Regions from separate parts of the Homo sapiens genome. Here region 1 is linked to region 2. Evidence: chromatin loops called from intact Hi-C (ENCODE). Cell type or tissue: Caco-2. All regions are shown on one strand. Each heading gives the region's core, and the rest is flanking DNA. Links, peaks and the distances in the headings are about the cores only.

Evidence for each region. A loop is a pair of places that touch in the nucleus more often than their neighbours do. Peaks named below come from ENCODE experiments on the same cell type or tissue, not always from the same donor. Only the 100,000 strongest peaks of a DNase experiment are listed, where the experiment ranks them.
Region 1: it touches region 2 in a loop (11-fold over the local background); 1 of 110 quality-filtered maps calls a loop at or near these places.

Annotation. Positions count from the first base shown.
Region 1 is chr10:118,058,529-118,067,960 of GRCh38, reverse strand. The region is part of intron 3 of CASC2 (cancer susceptibility 2); the gene reads right to left. Among named protein-coding and RNA genes, the nearest start is that of RAB11FIP2, 16 kb to the right of the region's middle. In Caco-2, for the core only: no CTCF peak of the experiment used is centred there; a DNase peak (open chromatin) is centred at 4,940.
Region 2 is chr10:118,145,711-118,155,142 of GRCh38, reverse strand. All of the region lies in intron 3 of CASC2 (cancer susceptibility 2), which reads right to left. Among named protein-coding and RNA genes, the nearest start is that of LINC02944, 91 kb to the left of the region's middle. RefSeq lists a silencer at 7,299-7,543. In Caco-2, for the core only: no CTCF peak of the experiment used is centred there; a DNase peak (open chromatin) is centred at 3,522.

The sequences.
Region 1 (9,432 bases), core at 3,563-6,062, 88 kb after region 2:
GGTTCCAAGTCTTTGCTATTGTGAGTAGTGCTGCAGTAAACATATGTGTGCATGTGTCTTTATAGCAGCATGATTTATATTCCTTTGGGTATATACCCAGTAATGGGATGGCTGGGTCAAATGGTATTTCTAGTTCTAGATCCCTGAGGAATCACCACACTGTCTTCCACAATGGTTGAACTAGTTTACAGTCCCACCAACAGTGTAAAAGTGTTCCTATTTCTCCACATCCTCTCCAGCACCTGTTGTTTCCTGACTTTTTAATGATTGCCATTCTAACTGGTATGAGATGGTATCTCATTGTGGTTTTGATTTGCATTTCTCTGATGGCCAGTGATGATGAGCATTTTTTCATGTGTCTGTTGGCTGCATATATGTCTTCTTTTGAGAAGTGTCTGTTCATATCCTTTGCCCACTTGTTGATGGGGTTGTTTGTTTTTTTCTTGTAAATTTGTTTGAGTTCTTTGTAGATTCTTGATATTAGCCCTTTGTCAGATGAGTAGATTGCAAAAATTTTCTCCCGTTCTGTAGGTTGCCTGTTCACTCTGATGGTAGTTTCTTTTGCTGTGCAGAAGCTCTTTAGTTTAATTAGATCCCATTTGTCAATTTTGGCTTTTGCTGCCATTGCTTTTGGTGTTTTAGACATGAAGTCCTTGCTCATGCCTATGTCCTGAATGGTATTGCCTAGGTTTTCTTCTAGGGTTTTTATGGTTTTAGGTCTAACATTTAAGTCTTTAATCCATCTTGAATTAATTTTTGCATAAGGTGTAAGGAAGGGATCCAGTTTCAGCTTTCTACATATGGCTAGCCAGTTTTCCCAGCACCATTTGTTAAATAGGGAATCCTTTCCCCATTTCTTCTTTTTGTCTTTCTTCACAGAATTGGAAAAACTACTTTAAAGTTCATATGGAACCAAAAAAGAGCCCGCATTGCCAAGTCAATCCTAAGCCAAAAGAACAAAGCTGGAGGCATCACGCTACCTGACTTCAAACTATACTACAAGGCTACAGTAACCAAAACAGCATGGTACTGGTACCAAAACAGAGATACAGACCAATGGAACAGAACAGAGCCCTCAGAAATAATACCACACATCTACAACTATCTGATCTTTGTTTTCTCACTTTTTAAAGTCACTTAGATCTTCATTTATGAAACATATAAGTAACTGTGTGTTTAAAAGCTCTAGAGTAGATGCTGTATTTGTTTCAGTGTCTGCACAGGTAAAATACCAATAACCAGACTCATAATTAATTATGCTAGGTGTTTTATGCAATATAGTTCTAGGAGTTTTAAAGCTTGATCTAATAGTTTTCCCCAGTTTCTAATGATTTTCTCTATTACAGTAATAATATAATAGTAAAATATTGAGACTACATTTTAAGAGCTAGAAAAACATGAGCATTTTCTGTATCATATAGTATTATATGTATTACTCCATAGCACATTTTTCTAACATGATTATAGTGCCAAAGAACTAATACTTCAATCTCTAGTCCATACTATTTTTGTTCCTAATGATGTCTATGTATATTTCAAATGTGGGTGCTATATTAGTTATCTATTGCTGTGTAACAAACTACTGCAGACTTAGCAGCTAAAACAATACACATTTACTACCTTAAAGCATCTGTGGTTCAGGGGTCTGTGCATAGCTTATCTGGATCCTCTGTTAAGAGTTTCACAAGGCTACAATCAAGGTATTGGCTAAGCTGCATTCTTATCTGGAGATCCGACTGAGGAAAAATCTGCTTCCAAGCTCCTTCAGATTGTTGGCAAAATTCATCCCCTTGTGGTTGCAGGACTGAGGCCCTCAGGTTGTAGAGGCCACCCACTGTTCCCTACCACATGGACCTCTCCATGGGCAGCTCATACCATTCCAGCTTATTTCTTCATGAGCAGCATGAGAGTGAGAGCTAGTGAGTTGGAGCCTTATATAATGTGATGTAATCATGGGAATGACAGCCCATCACCACTGTTGTGTCCTAATAGTTAGAAACAAGTCACAGGACCTGCCCACACTCAAAGGGAGGGAGTTATACAAGGGAGTGGACACCAAAAAGCAGAGTTCATTGGGGGTCACTTTAGGGTCTGTGTGCCACAGGTGCTAAAGTAAACTTTTCATATTTGGGGTACCTTTTCATATGCCAAAAATAGACATAATTTCCTCTAAATATATGAAGATAAAACTTAGACATAATTTTGGCCAAGCACAGTGGCTTATGCCTATAATTTGAGCACTTTGGGAAGCTGAGGTGTGAGGATCACTTGAGGCCAGGAGTTTGAGAGCAGCCTGGGCAACATAGTGAGACCTTGTCTCTACTAAAAATACAAAAATGAGCCAGCATGGTGGTGTGTGTTTGTAGTCCCAGCTACTCTGGAGGCTGAGGTGGGAGGATGGCTTGAGCCCAGGAGTTCAAGCTGAAAGTGAGTTGTGATGGCACCACTGCACTCCAGCCTAGGTGACAGAGTGAGACCCTATCTCTAAAAAAAAAAAAGAAGGATATAATTTAAGAGATGAAGGTGATAATGCGAAATAGCATTCTAAAGGGAGGGAAACATTTAAAATAAAGAGAAAAAAGTTATAAGTACTTTTTGTCAACTCAGAATAAAATAAATAAAATTCAAGCTTATGTTTTAAAATTATTTAAATAATAATTAATGTGGAACTGAATAAGTAAAATGAAAACTAATTAAATAATTTGTGAACTGAACGAATAGTTAGCTGGCTGCTTTATTGAAATTTTAAGTGCTAGCAATATTGTTACACGCTAAAACAGGATTCAGAAATAAAGCTCAAAAAAAAGCAACAGACTGGAAGAAAATATCTGCCACATATTTAACAGAGACTTAATATCCAAAATACGTAAAAAGTATCAACAAGTCACCAAAGAAAAAACAAACAACCCCAAAGAAAAATGTATAAAAAATGGAATAGGCAATTCAGGAAAAAACATAATTAGTAAATAAAGAAATAAACACACAATTGACCATATAATTAAGTAAATAAATATTAGAACAATAATGAAATATAAATCTCCACTTCCACAGCTAGAAAGATAAAACAAAAATGTTTATAATGTCAGGAGCTTTCAAGGATGTGAGAAAATAGGTATGCTTATATATTTAATGAAAAGATAAATAAGCTTTTTGGAAGGCAATTTAGTAAAACCTATAACACTTTAAAAAGGCTTACTATTTGACTCAGCAATTCCATTTCTGGGAAGCTATCCCAGAGAAACACTGTCACTTTTTTAAAAGTAATATACAAGAATATTCATTGTAGCACTTTTATAACAGTGAAACCCTGAAAATAAATGTAGTAAAATAGGAAACTGAAATATGACATAACCACGCTATGAAATTCTATGTAGCCAGTTTAAAAAAAACAAAAAAGGTGACGTGTTTAAAAAGAGCTCATGGCATATTGAGTGAAAAACAGGCTGAAGCACAACAGATAAATTATGATCTTATTTATGTAAACAATATATGTACAGGTTTGTAAACATATGTGTGAAATCCATAGAAAAGACTGAAAGAATGCACATCCAACTCTTGACTATCATTTCTTTGGCAAGACATAGGAGGGAGTCAGAGAGACTGTCATGCTGTGTGTGTGTGACTTGATTTGTTTGGCTCATGTGTGCTGAGAATGCACAATGAGAATAGAAATAAATGAAGTGGTATCATCTTTGTCTTTGCCATTCTAAATGGAAAAAGCACTTGAAAAATAAAAAAATTAACAAGTATTTTTAAAAAATCAACCACCTAAATTACTTTGTGCCCTTCCTTTCAACTAACTAACTGAGCTAATTTTCTGGCTTATGATAAATGTAAAAAAACATTCAAAATTAACAAGAAACTTCTCTCTCTCTCTATCTATCAATCAATCATCAATCTAACAATTCTCTAACCCTGCTATTTATACACCCTATTTGTTCTTGATAGTTTATGCTAGTTCATTCTGGTCCTAAAATGTTTACCTTTTCCCTCTCAGAAGGTTTATTTTCCAAAATTCATGACATAACAAGAAATAGAAGACCTACGTCAATATAGCTGAGGATTTTAGCATCATCTGGAAAACCTTTCTAGCCTATGTTCAGCTTCGCCATATAAAAGTTGCCAGTAGCTCTATTTTCTTAGCAAAATGATAACAAGCTGTAAAGGGTTTACCACACAATTCTGATTTATTTTGTCACAGTGAAGGACTTTTTAATGCTATCTTGTGTCACTTTTTGCTGATATGAGTGTTACAGTAGTCAGTGCATTTTATTATAATACAAGTTTTATGGAAAGCAGCAAGTATCTTTTTTTTAAAAAAAAAGGTTAATCATACTTCTTTTACATCAAAAAAGCAAACAAAAGAGCTTAAAAATTTAACCAAAAATTAAAAGCATATGGTATGGGGTCTTTGCATTGGATTGGGTAAATGTATATATAAATTATACTTCGACCTGAAGGGTCTCCTTGCCCATTTTTATTTTATGATTACCTCAAGTCAATGTGGTGCTGTGTAAAAGCTCACCTATGCTGTAGTCATTCCATAAACTCCATGAAATAAAACACATCTTTCTGGCTCAATGAAGTTCAGAAAGCTTGGGTCTTCACTCCTATAAATGTATCATATTCCATTTACTGGCTAATAAAGTCTCCAAGAACAAGATTGCCGTTCTTTTCACAACTTGATCCTTTACAAATTTACAAATGTAATGCTTTAACCTACTTGAACTCAACTCTGGTTTACTGAGGAAGATGGAACCAAGGGAGGGTGTCTGTTCCCAGTTAGCAGGGCTCCAGCAGCCAGACCAGGAGGGGCAGCGTCATGCTTGAGGGGTGTGCCTGGCCTCTGCTAGAGGTTTGTGTAGCCTGAGTTAATGAGGTTAACGAACCAAGGTCAAAACAAGAAGACAAAAGGAGAAAGTGGGCACTGAGAAGGCACAAAACAGGGACCTGGTACCAGAAGGCTAGGTCACGAGGTAAGGGCGAGATCTGTTATCAGGCTGGAAGCCAACTCCCTGAAAACCAAACAGAGATAAGAGCTGAAGGACAGGTAACATTCTTTAGACACTAGGTGTTTGTTCTTTCTTAGGCATCAAATGGTTAGAGGAAATTTCTCTGCAGAGCTTCTGTATTTAAACATTCTTAGCCATCCCACCTGAGGAGGTTGTGACAGTCAAGTGGCCTAGAGGTTCTGCAATAACAAGTTCTTGCTCACTCAAAGCCCATTCAGGGAAATTCATTTTAATTTATTTCCTTAAAGGATATAGTTTAGACATAGAAGCTCCAAAGGTGGTATAAATATGTAAGGAAAAACTATAACAACTTTGTAGGCAGTAACTTGAATGTGACGTTGAATAAAAGTTTTTTTAATCAAACAATAAAATGTTTTGTCTACATAACTCAGAGCGTTCTGAACTAGGAAAAGCAAAATAAGTTTGTGTAGGAAGGAGAGGGTGGGTGGAGAAAAGACTAAAGAAAAGAGAAGACTTAAGAGGTAGTAGGGAGGAGGGGTGAGGGGTCCCCTCTGAGCAGCAGGGCTGCACACTTCACTCACAAGGTAGAAGAATCTATTCCCATTGCAGGCTCAAAGGTTTGAAAATTATCCTCGTGCAAAGCTGGATATTTTATGAATGTCCTGGATGTTTGACATTGAGTCTATTAACTTAGTCGAATGGATAAAGTTGTTTGCTAAATAATTCAGAGAATTGCTTTAGTTTCAGTGACAACCACAAAAATACCAAGCATACATGATCTAGGTAATTTCAAATCAAGGCATTTGTGCCTAGAGTAATTGCCTCGTTTTCCATTTCACTCTGCTAGTTGATCTTCACTGGAAGCATAGAACAGATGGCTTTTCGAGTCTGAAATGTGTATATCCCTTTTGTATCGACGTATTTACCAGGGACGACACACTGACTACTAGTGGTTAAAGCCACCTCTACCTGCTTCTCTGCCTTCCCAAAGAAAACACAGACCATGATCCCCACCCAACTGGTGACAGTAGAGTCTGTCACTGTTTCCTGAATCGTCTAAACCACTGAAAGCACTCAGTGACCACTGGCCACCTGTGCTCAGTTCCACCATCTTAAAACAATTTAGAATCTTATTGAAAGCGAATCATTTTAATCAAAATGGTGGTAGCTCTGGCTCTCCTTAGATGAATGTGGGAACCTAAGGAAATAACATTGTGTAAGGTCCCCACTTGCTAATATTTTTATCCAACTGAAAAATCAAGTTACATGACCCTTTGTGGTAGCGCTAAAGAATAAGAGAAGGGCAGTCTGAAGGTGGCCTGTGGAGGTCAGGAAGGTTATAGAGAACGTTCTCAGGAAAACAAATGCCCTCCACCTTTCTCCACTTCTATTCCATACCCTGTGATATAAGAGATGAATTTTTTTTTTAAATAAAAACATATATGAGGACAATCTCCACTATTTCCTGAGTCACTGTCTTTGTTTTTACGGTCAGGGGATTGAAACAACCATCTTTAACACATAGAACTGAAATGCCAATTGTTCTGTTTCTGTAGTCTTATCTTTATTTCTGATGCAGTTGAGACACTGCTATATACATACACACACACACACACACACACACACACACACACACATACATATAAATATGAAAATAAGAGAAAAACTTCACAGTGAAAAACGTGTTTGCAGTGGTAATATGCTTGCCTGAACATTTTGGGAAATATTTGCTTATTCTTCACAACAAATATTTGGCAGAGCAACTGTGCCTTAAATAGTAGCTAAAATTCTGTAGTGGAGACATTGTTACTGGAGGACTGGCAAATATTCAGTCCAGTTAAATGGAGTATTTGGGCCTCTACTCTGTGCTTAGCATTTCTAAGTGCTGGGAGATACAAAAGAAGTGTAAGAAGCACTTCCAGCTTTTCTCAATATTTTTGAAAAGAAGAGACAAAGAACTATGGAAGAGAGTATGTAATTAAGTACCAACATGCTTCATGCCAAGGGCATGTTTTTGTTTTAAGCCCTTAACAGAAAAATAAATTGTATCAAAGCTCTGCTAAGAAAAAAGGTTAAGTTTTCCTTGGAGTAGTGGGTGTGGGGGGAGATGAGAAGGGAAGACTTTAAAGTTAGATCGTACCAACACAGGTAATCAACGGGGCAGCAAATATCTCATCCAGATTATCCTTACACAGAGCTGAGTTTGAATTCTGACTCCTCCACTCATTCATTTTGTGATCTTGGACAATTTTTTAACTTCTTTGAGCTTCCAATTCCAAATAAAGGTAATAATGTAATTTATTTATCTCAAAGCCTCAGTGAAGTGGGGGTATAAATGTAAAAGAGCTTTATTTTTGTCCAATCACCACTTTTAGCACTGATTTGGGCAAATCTGCTGTTCTCATTTGAGAGCTAAAATTCTTATCATTTCTTGTCCCTGTGTTAAAACAGTACTGAGATCAGGAATAATTCTCTCTCCCTGTGTTCAACAATACTGAGACCAAGCAAAATAACATGGCTGCTTGATCTAGAAGAGGACTGTTCTGAAAGAGAGTACTATAAACCAGTTCTAGAAGGTGAGCTGTCAACTAAACAGTTTACAGATTAAGACTAGCAACTTCCTCAGAGGATTCACTTCAAGCCCCTAACCTTGCTTTAAACTGATCAAAGCTATTATGTCACACTGCCCAAGCTCATCCAGTTACTCCCACCCCTGCCTTGCAATATCTACCTTAAAACAACCAACCAAGGTCCCAGCACCTTTTCCTCATTCCCTCACTTTAAGGTACCACTAAGACTCTGCAGATCTAATAAACTTCTTTTCACTTGATCTACAGATTTTTCTGTTTTTTCTTTAAGAGGGTTTATGGTAGACACATCCCTTAACAATATCTTCAACAGGTTTCATAATATTCTGAGCACACTGGAATTAAAACACATACATATCTGTTCAGGCTTACAAAGTTCAATTTATATCCTCTCGAAAGCACTCGCCCAATCTTACTTCACCCTCGATGGGTGGCTCAAGGAACTTGGAATGGGGAGGTAGCGTGGTCTTCTCTTTAAATGGGAGTGGGACAGGAGGTGGAGGGGATATTTGGTTTGAGATGACCCTACTTCCTTTGGAGACCTAACACTTCCAGGGAAAAGGGATCTTCTTGGGTAACTGGTTACTTAATTGTCAGCAGTGTGGAGGGCTGCTTTTTCATTTGGCTGCTCTGGCTGGTTCCATATGTTCTTAGGTCATAGTGAGCATCATGCTGGCCTCTCCATCACTGATGGCTCACTCCTTTTTTTTTTTTTTTTTGAGATGAAGTGTTGCCCTGTCGCCCAGGCTGAAGTGCAGTGGCATGATCTTGGCTAACTGCAACCTCCCCCTCCCAGGATCAAGTGATTCTTCTCCTTCAGTCTCCTAAGTAGCTGGGATTACAGGCACCCGCCCCATGCCCAGCTAATTTTTCTATTTTTTTTTTTTTTTTTTTTTTAGTAGAGATGGGTTTCACCATGTTGGCCAGGCTGATCTCAAACTCCTGACCTCAAGTGATCCGCCTGCCTGGGCCTCCCAAAGTGCTGGGATTACAGATGGCCACCACGCTCAACCTGATGTCTCACTCCTAAGGGATCACCCTCTCCATCAGTTCTTGCCTCTGAAACCTTTTCTTGGTGCAATGTTGCCCCACTCTGCCCCCTCTTATAAACTCTGTGCTCCTTTCTATGGAGCCACAGGAACTACTGAGGAAATGAGACTAATAACGGAACATTGTAGTGAGAATTAAACACACTACTAATATATGTGGCACACAGGCAATAACTAGTAATCTTCTGTCTTCCCTATTACATGCAATGCACTATGTTAGTGATGGTACCTTTGTAGTTAGGAATGAAAATATGAGTATTTTTTTTAAGTATATAAGAAAAGGTTCACAAACATTTATACTTTAAAACCAAAATCTAACGTACTATGATTTCATTAAACTACAAACAAATGTGGATTTACCATCAAGTCTTTTAAAATTCTAGTCAAGACCAATAAGGAACAAAACATTGATGCCACAGTGACAATTCATTTTGACTGTTTTTGTTGTTGTTGCTTCTACTTTTTGTTGTTGCTGTTGTTGTTTCTTCTTAATAATAAAATAATTTTTAATTCAGCATCTGAAAAGTAGATGCTTCATTATTGATGAAACTAGGCTCCATTCAAGGTGTGAAATTAATATGTACCCACACAAAAGTGGGACATTTCTCTTAACATTTTCCGTGACATGTCTTAAAGACTATTGCCATTTAGGGAGATTCAAAAGAGCAGAGTGAGAAATATTTATAGCATATGAGTGTAATAAAAAAAGTTTAGTCATGAACTACCAATACACCAAACTGGCAGGACAGAGTTTACATTAGATCACAGGAATGAATATCAAAAATACAGGCATTATCTTTGAAAAAACAACCAGCAGTGAAA
Region 2 (9,432 bases), core at 2,547-5,046:
TACTTTTTTTGTATGGCTATTGTTAATGGGATTGAGTTCTTGATTTGGTTCTCAGCTTGAATGCTATTGGTGTATAGAAATACTACTGACTTTTACACATTCATTGTGTATCCTGAGACTTTGTTGAAGTCATTTATCAGGTCGAGGAGTCTTCTGAGAAAATCTTTATGGTTTTCTAGGTATAGGATCATATCGTCAGTGAAGAGAAATAATTTGACTTTCTCATTTCCTATTTGGATGCCTTTTATTTCTTTCTCTTCCCTGATTGCTCTGACTAGGACTTCTAGTACTACGTTGAATAGGAATGATGAGAGTGGACATCTTGTCTTATTCCAGCTTTTAGAGAGGAATGCTTCCAGCTTCTGCTTATTCAGTATGATTTTGGCTGTGGGTTTGTCATAAATGGCTCTTATTATTTTGAGGTATGTTTCTTTGATGCCTAGTTTGCTGAGTTCTTTTTTATCATTAAGAAACGTTGGATTTTATCAAATGTTCTTTCTGCTTCTATTGAGATGATCATAAGATTTTTGTTTTTAATTCTGTTTATGTGGTAAAACACATTTATTAATTTGCATATGTGGAACCATATTTGCATCCCAGGAATAAAGCCCACTTGATCATGGTGAATTAACTTTTTGATGTGCTGCTGGATTCAGTTTGCTAGCATTTTGCTGGGAATTTTTGCAACTATGTTCATCAGTGATATTGGCCTGTAGTTTCCTTTTTTTGTTGTGTCTTTGCCAGATTTTGGTATCAGGATGATACTGGTTTTGTAGAATATTGTAGGAAGGAGTGTCTTCTCCTCAATTTTTGAAATAATTTCAGTAGCACTAGTACCAGCTCTTCTTTGTATGTCTGGTAGAATTTGGCTGTAAATCCATCCTATTCAAGGCTTTTTTTTTTTTTTGGTTGGTATGTTTTTTAAAAAAATACTGATTCAATTTCATTACACATTATTGGCCTGTTCAGGATTTATGTTTCTTCTTAGTCCAATCCTGGGAGATGGTGTATTTCCAAGAATTCATCCAGTTCCTCTAGATTTTCTAGTTTGTTTGCATAGTGATGTTCATAGTAGTGTCTGAGGGTCTTTTATATTCCTGTGGGACTGGTTGTAATGTCACCTTTGTCATTTCTGACTGTGATTATTTGCATGTCTTCCTTTTTTCTTTGTTAATGTAGCTAGTAGTCTCTCAATTTTTTCTTTCAAAAAACCAAATTTTCATTTTGTTCATCTTTTGTATGATTGTTCTGAGACTCATTTTCACTTAGTTCTGCTCTGATTTTAGTTATTTCTTTTCTTTTGCTAGCTTTGGGTGTAATTTGTTCTTGTTTTTATAGTTCCTTTAGGTATGAGATTAGGTGGCTAATTTGAGATTGTTCTATCTTCTTGATGTGAACAGTTAGCACTATAAACTTTTAACACTGCTTTTGCTACATCCTAGAGGTTTTGGTATGTTGTATCTCTATTTTCATTTGTTCAAAATATTTTTTGATTTCTGTCTTAATTTCATTGTTTACCCAAAACTCATTCAGGAGTAGGTTGTTTAGTTTCCATGTATTTGTGTGGTTTTGATACTCTTGGTATTTATTTCCATTTTTATTGCAGTGTGGTCAGAGATGAGAGCAAGGGGAGTTTCAAATGCTTCCCAGGGGATTCTAATATGCAACAACATTTGAAAGCCTTTGCTTCTTTAGCATATTCAACAAGTGGTTGCCCTGACTTTTAAAAAATATATTCAGAGACTGTCAAAGCCACCTATCCCATTGTGATTGTAAAGTGCCACTTGATGCCAAATTTGAAAAACTGCCTCTATGTAATGTGTACACTCCTGGTGTTGTTTCTGTCCTTAGAGGCCTTATGGAAAATGCCAAATCCCTGCTGAGGTGACTAACTCATCTGACTTGCTCAGGACCTTCTTGACTTTAGTACTCAAGATCCCAAGTCCTAGAAAACCCCTCAGTCCTGGGCAAACTGAGATAGTTAGGATAACGTCACCCTTCCAGGTATTTTCTTCCACAGGCTAAGTATAAATGTTTTTCTTCATTGCATTCACTGTTCCTTAAATTTCTAGGGAAACACCTAGATCTGTTGTCCTGCAATACTGCGTCTATTAACACAACCTAGAATGGCATTGAACCCTTAGGTTACGAGGTCAGAAAGGAATTATGATCACAAAATAAACTGGCCTTTGCAGAGCTTCCTTTTTAAAAAATTGATTTTAAGAGATTCTTCTTTGAAAATTAACTATTACCTGCTGGGAGCAGTGGCTCACGCCTGTAATCACAGCACTTTGGGAGGCAGAGGCGGGCAGATCACCTGAGGTCAGGAGTTCAAGACCAGCCTGGTCAACATGGTGAAACCCCCTTTCTACTAAAAATACAAAATTAACTGGGTGTGATGGAGGGCGCCTGTAATCCCACCTACTTGGGAGGCTGAGACAGGATAATCACTTGAACCTGGGAGGCGGAGGTTGCAGTGAGCCGAGATTGTGCCACTGCACTAAAGCCTGGGCAAAAACAGCGAAATTCTGTCTCAAAAAAAAAAAAAAAGAAAGAAAGAGAAAAGAAAGAAAGAAAACAAAAAAAGGAAAATTAACTATTATCAAATCTCTTTTCTATAATATGTTTGTGTTATTTTCAGAAATTTTAGGTGCCAAATTCTATGCATATTCATCATTTTGTTTCCCTATCATCTTCCAATGCAATCATTGGCCATAATTAAATTACCAAGAAAGCACAATAAATTATAAAATGAACTTTTGAAACGAAAAATAATCAATTGCAGAAGTCTTCAAGGTAATTATCTTAGTTTAAATTAATCTTTAAAATAATCCTAATAAATGTGTTTATTGCAATGTTACTTGAGATTGTGAAGAAAATTGGAAATAATGTAAATGTACAATAGTAAGGGATAAGTAAGTTATGGACTAGTCACTTGATAAAGTGTTAGTCTACAATTTAAAAATATGATTATAATGACTATGTAGCAGCATAGAAATAATATTAAATGAAGCAAAACTAAATTAAGTAAAGCAAAATCCATTCTCGATCACATGTATTAAAATCACAATTTCATGTGGATGGAGATTTAAAGGAAACATTTTATGCCATATCACAGAGTGTGGTACAAGTGCTGCTGACTTTATCCTTTTTTAAAATTAGGTTTCTGTTAATGTCGTCAAACTAAAATAATGACAGAGAGGGAGGCTCTCAAAAAAAGTATATTTGGGAATATGCAGGGGATAATAATTTTGTAATTTTGAGACATGCATGTTATGGTGGATCACTGGCATATATGGAGAGGTTGGAGCAAGAGGAAACTTCTAAAGGTAAAGAGAAGAAATCCACATAAGGTGCTTTGAAACAAAGTTCATTGGTCACAGAAGCTCATTGCTGGAGTTGGTATTAGCTCACTGGTAGATAGCAGGGCGGCTTATCTGGAATGCTATAATCTTGAGGAATTTATGGTGGTAAGTTATGTCACATGGTACATGTAGGGCATGCAGGACATGTGGGGTTTGTGGAATGTGCAGGGATTTGTTGTGATAAGGAAAGTCTCAGGCATGCGTGTGAGGTGTGTGAACTGGGGATATGAATTGGGGTATGAGCCACATCAATGTTAAAGGAGAGCAGATGGAAATCTAGGCAGCCCCACTTCTGGCTCTAAGCATCAAGCAGGGCCCCTCACTGGGCAGGCTCCTTTGATGCCCACTTAACTCCATTTTGTTAGGGTTTTGACATAAGTGACTTCATTTTGGTACTGGCAACTTTCACAATATTATTAGTATGAGAGAAAAAATGTATGCTCCCAAGCCTTGGTAATTATTTTTAATTCATTTGATCTTGTTTAATGCAACATTTCTATCCAAGAAAGATGGCAGAGGGGAGTGATTGCGAGCATGCACTTAACAGCTAACACCAACATCTCTGTCTCTCAGCTTCCTCTTCTGGGAAATGGGGAAAATACAAGCTACCTCATAGTGTTGTGTTATACTATGTGTACACACACACACACACCCACACACACATACTATCCCTATTCTGAAAATTCAAAATTTGAAATGCTCCAAACCCAAAACCTTTTGAGCACCAACATAATGCTCAAAGGAAATGCTCACTGGAGCATTTTGGATTTCAGATTAGGGATGCTCAGCCAGTAAGTGTAATGCAAATATTCCCAAATCTAAACCAATCCAAAATCTGAAATACTTCAGGGTCCAAACATTTTGGATAAGGGACACTCAACTTGTGTATCTGTCTAATTGTAATAGATAGAGTAGCTATAGATATATAGATATAGGTATTGATAGATGTAGAGTGTGTGCATGATTGACTTCTCAGTGTGTCTATTGTTGTGTGAGTCTCTATGTGTATGAATGTGCACACACACCTGTCTAAAGTTATCCATGCACTTGTGGATGGGACTTGAGAATCATTTACCAAATCCTTTCCTTTTACCAAGGAGGACATTATGGCCCAGAACTAGAGTGTGATCTACATCAGATCATAGCATTAAAGCTGAGCAAATGGGAATCTGGGCAGCCCCACTCCTGACCCTGAGCACCAAGCAGGGCCCATCACTGGACAGCGGCCTAGTGGTTGGGAGGGTAGGCTCCACGCTGAGATTGCCCAGCCTTGAGTCTTGGCTTTTCTGCTCCAAGCAGGTGGCTAAGCCTCGCTACTCCTCCTTCTCTTCACATGAGGACTGAGAACAAGAATGCCCATCTCATGCTTACTGTGAATATAAAAAATGAGATAATGCATAGTGCCTAACAGATAATGAGAGCCAACGAATGTCTGTTGTGATCAGAAAGTTTCCAAGGGAATCCAACCCACCAATGTCTTACCAACTAGAGAAAAAGCAAAAAAAGTGTAGATTGTCCTTATGTTTAATCTCAAAGAAATGAAGAGCAGTAACACTTATTAAATGCCTCTTAATGTGTACATAACTTTACATGGGCAATCTCAGTTAATTCCTAAAACTAGGAAAGGTACAGTATTAGGCTAGGCAGGCACAGTATTATTATTCTCATTTTACAGATGAGGAAAATGAGCCTAAGAAAAATTAACTATTCAATGGAAATTTATAACAGAAGACATAAAAATAGTTAATGAACATGTAATTAAACCTACTAATAATCAATGAGCTGTATATAAATTACCAATGAGATAATACTTTTCATACACCTATTTTTTTCCTTATCATTTTTGAGTAAGATTACTCAAGCTTGTATGGCTGGAGTGAAGTGCTGGTAAGAAAGTAATCTTGTACAACTTTTCTGGAGAGCAATTTGGCAAGGTGATTCATGAGCTTGAAATTCATGTTCATGCCGTTTGGCACACTATTTGAACATATTAAAATCTATTTTAAGGAAATCATCCAAAATGTAAATAAAGATTGATGCAAAAAGATGTTCATCACAGTGTTATTTATAATAGCAAAAAAAGCAACCATGTAAATGACCAATGTCAGACTAAGGTTAAATATATTACACATAATGTACAATTATATTAATGTAACTGTTTAATATGATGTTTATGAAGGCCTGGAAAATGCTGATATAATGACATTAAGTGGAAAGCAAAGTACAAAATTATAAATGCAGTGTTACCTCAATCATATTTTAAAAATCAGGGAAAATTGAATGATAATATACTTACATATTATAGTTATTAAACTGAATGATTCCTTTCTTTCTGCTTCATACTTTTATCTTCATTCATTTAATGTGTATTAATTTAGAATTAGAAAAGGTGAAATGAATATTGTCTGAGACAACACATAATGCAGGACAGAGCCTAGATGTAAAGCAGCCCATCAGACTCTGAAGTTACATTTATTCTACCTCATCAGGGGCCACAAACTCAGAAGTTACATGGCCCATCAAGTAAGGTTAATGAGCCAAGAGAGTAGGCTGTCAGTATGACAGAAACAGATATTTTTCTCTCTGAGTAGTAAATTTGGGGTACTAATATCTTTTCCCAGAATGACACTTTACAGGTTATATTATGTAACATATAAGTAAAGTTAGAATAAGGTTGAGTTCTGTATATCTAGAAAGACAGATGCTTGGTAAAATTCTAGGGGAAAAAAGTGAACATTCTTGCAAAACTGTTCACAAGACTATAATTAAATGCCTAACCCAGCATAAAAATGTTATTCTCCTGGGAAAATCTCACCTTCTACTTAGGCACCTGCTTTCCCAATTTTTGTTTTGAGTTCTAATTAAGGAGTTAGAATGGATTCCTTTCCCCCAGTGTGTAACGACGAGGACCTAATGGGTAGGCAGCTTTTTCTGTAACAGGAGAATGTCTTTGTCTATTTTTCATAGTAAATCTCAATTCACTGGCAGAGCACTTTGCAAACATTTTGTACACTGCAGTATTTAGGTGTTTTCCAAGATTAATTGTTTGCTAATATCCCAAATTACCCTCTGTAGGTACAGGCGGTTGTTTTTCTTCCTTTGGCATAGTCCTTTTATTTTGACAAGAATGTGACAAAGGATTAATTGGACCCATTTATTCTTCAAATGTTTGACTCTCAGGGAATTTGCTAGTTCTACTTCTAATCAAGAGCTAAACTGGCAAGTGGGTAGTTAGCAAAGTTGGCTGCACATCTGCAAATATCAAATGTCTGTGAACAAGACTAAGAACTCTCTCTCTCCTTTCTGGTCAGATGGTTTCATTTAAGATCCAAAGGGTCAAGGGTCACAGCATGACCTCATCAAATTAGACCCAACTGAGAGAGGTGTTTAGCACAACAGAAAGGAAATAATCTGAAGGACATTAAATGCAAATGAAATTGCCATCTGCAAACTTCAAAAAACACCTGATCTAAAAAAATAAATCTCCTGCTTAAAGCTGAAACCCTGCCTCCTTTTCCCCTCCAGAGTGGACACAGAAGTTTGTTCTCATAGCTGCCTGACAATCACTCAACTTGCCAAAGTCCGTTTGCATTTAAAATCCCCTCCTGACTTTTGCAAGTTAAAAAAATTGACAATGATCTCCTCAAAACACGAAGAGGAAAGTTCAAGCATGGATATTACTCCTTTGCTTCTTGTGCTTGGCTGGCCAAATTGGTCACAGAAACCTGTGATTTCCAAAACTAGAAGCCAATCACTTTGGGGCAGGTTTGCATGAACATGGATGGGAAATTCCATGGTGTGGAGTTATGAGATGAAGGTCCCAAGGGTGACGGGAATTGTAGTTTCTGTTTTATTTATTCAGAATAAAAGTTTTTACATGCCAGGGACCGTGCCAGGCCCTGGAGATACACTGCTAAGCCCGCCAAACATGGTCCCTGTCCTTGAGGAACTCAAAGACAAATAAACAAGTAATTGCCTTAAAGTGAAATAAATGCTCAGAAAGTGTGGTGCACAACAGTGGTCACTCTGGAATACCCAGGCACCACTCATGTGGTCTTGTCCTGCCCAGATCCAACCCAGATAGAAAGGAGAACAAGGCAGGTGGTAGCACGTGGCAGTATCTGAACCCTTGCTCTTCTCTGGGGTGCTGGAGTAAGACCCTTAGGGGACACTGTTGTCGGATCCATCAACCCTGCGACCAGGCAAGAGTGGTACACTTCACCTATCTGACCCTTGTTTCCTTATCTGACTAAAAACAAAGGCTGCCAGGTAGAAGTGGAACTATTCTGTTGGTGTAAGGAGTTTCTAATAACATAAACTTCGGGCAGAATTCGACAAGCTACTTTCTGAGAGGGTGAGATTCTCCCTCACAGACTCTGTTCCAGAAAGGGGTGAAAAACCACTAGCTAGAGATACTGGTGGGCAAATAGGGGTGGAGGAGTTGATGACCTTTAAAGCAAGTTCCAGCTCCAGCATCACAGAAGACCAAGAGAGGTTTATTTTCAGTTGTAAATCTCTCTGATTCTATTCATTTGAGTGAAAAATCACAGTGAACATTTGGCTCACGTTATATTATTGAAAAACTCTCATTTGCCAAAAAATATCAGTTGGATGGTGCTTCTTGGAGTCATTCAAGGCTAAGACCCTGAGTAGCTTAAAGCAAGCATCCTCTTTGACAAAATTTAAGTTTCCTGAAAAGACTGTGTATAATAACTTCTTCAGATGGCCATCAATGCCCTTTACAGAACCTGTGATCAGTAAACCACTTGTGATCTTCATCAAGGTCTGTGCGATTTCTCCTGATGATGTATGGGGTTTGTCTTTGTGGCACTCTTGTTTGTGGCTCATGAATAATAGCTTGTGTCATACACAGCAGTGGAAACTGGGAGATTTTGCACACTCTGCCACTTGCTGTTTTATTTTAGGCAAGTTCCTTAAGGTTTCTGAGATTTAGCTTTATATTTATAAATGAGGACTGTAAGAAAATTACCTACAAGGATTTTATACACTGTAAAGAACTATGGAAATGAAAGGGGCTACCACTGTCGTTTAACTGTGTTGGACACCAGGTATCCCATGAATGATGATGAAGAAATGTTAGGAATGGAAACAGGGATCTTCCCGCATCATGACTCTTAGGGGTCTTTTTGTTGCCAACATGAACCGAGGAATGAACTATGGGCAAATATTACTTCAGAGATAATAATTAGTTTGCAGTTCTGCTTCCAGTTTTCCAAGACTGTATAGGAGGCAAGTAGAGATCATAGCTCATGAGAAAAAGTAAAATTTTAAAAAGTAAATTTATTATCCTGAATAGTATCTTGTTTATCCATTGACTAGGGTCCACATCCATTACATGCAAGAATTCCTTGCTCTGAACTTGTTAATTTATCCTGTGAAAGCATCTGGGAGTCAGGAAGAGAGGGGCCAGTAACTTCAGAGGATGTGAGAGGTGGCAGTGGGGTTGGGGCGTTCATTTGATGATGCAGAGTCAACAGTTTTGGGTACCTGGGATACTGGGCTTAGTGCAGCAGCTTTCTCTAAGACCCATGGAGACACAAGCAACTGTGCATGCTGTAGAGGCACATGGAACAGTGGAGTGGAAAGTGGAAGAGAGGGCAGTGGAGAGGAGCAGAGGGGAGTAGAAGGAGGTGCGGACTAAGAGCAAACTGGACCTGGTGGCTCCTGGTTCTACCATTGTCTGTTGGCAGCCAGGTTTCAGGAAGTCAAGGGGCTCAGTTCACTCATCAAAGCAAGAAAAGAACTGAACCATGTACCCTCGAAAATCTTGGCAATGATGTAGCAGAAATTTTGCAGGATTTGGCAGTGGAAAGTCCCATCTTGTAAAATATACCAGTAAAACCTATCTCATAGGGTTGTAGAGAGGATTAAATGAGAGAATCAAGACGGAAATCCTTAGTACAGTGCTACATCAGCGTCATCAACTGGTTTACGGCTCCAGAAGTGAAAGGAAAAGAATGAAGATGGAGAAAATATGCACTGAAGAAGATAAATAGTTTTTCTCCAGCAAAGATGAATCTGAAATATTAATGGCTAATGCTGGCTT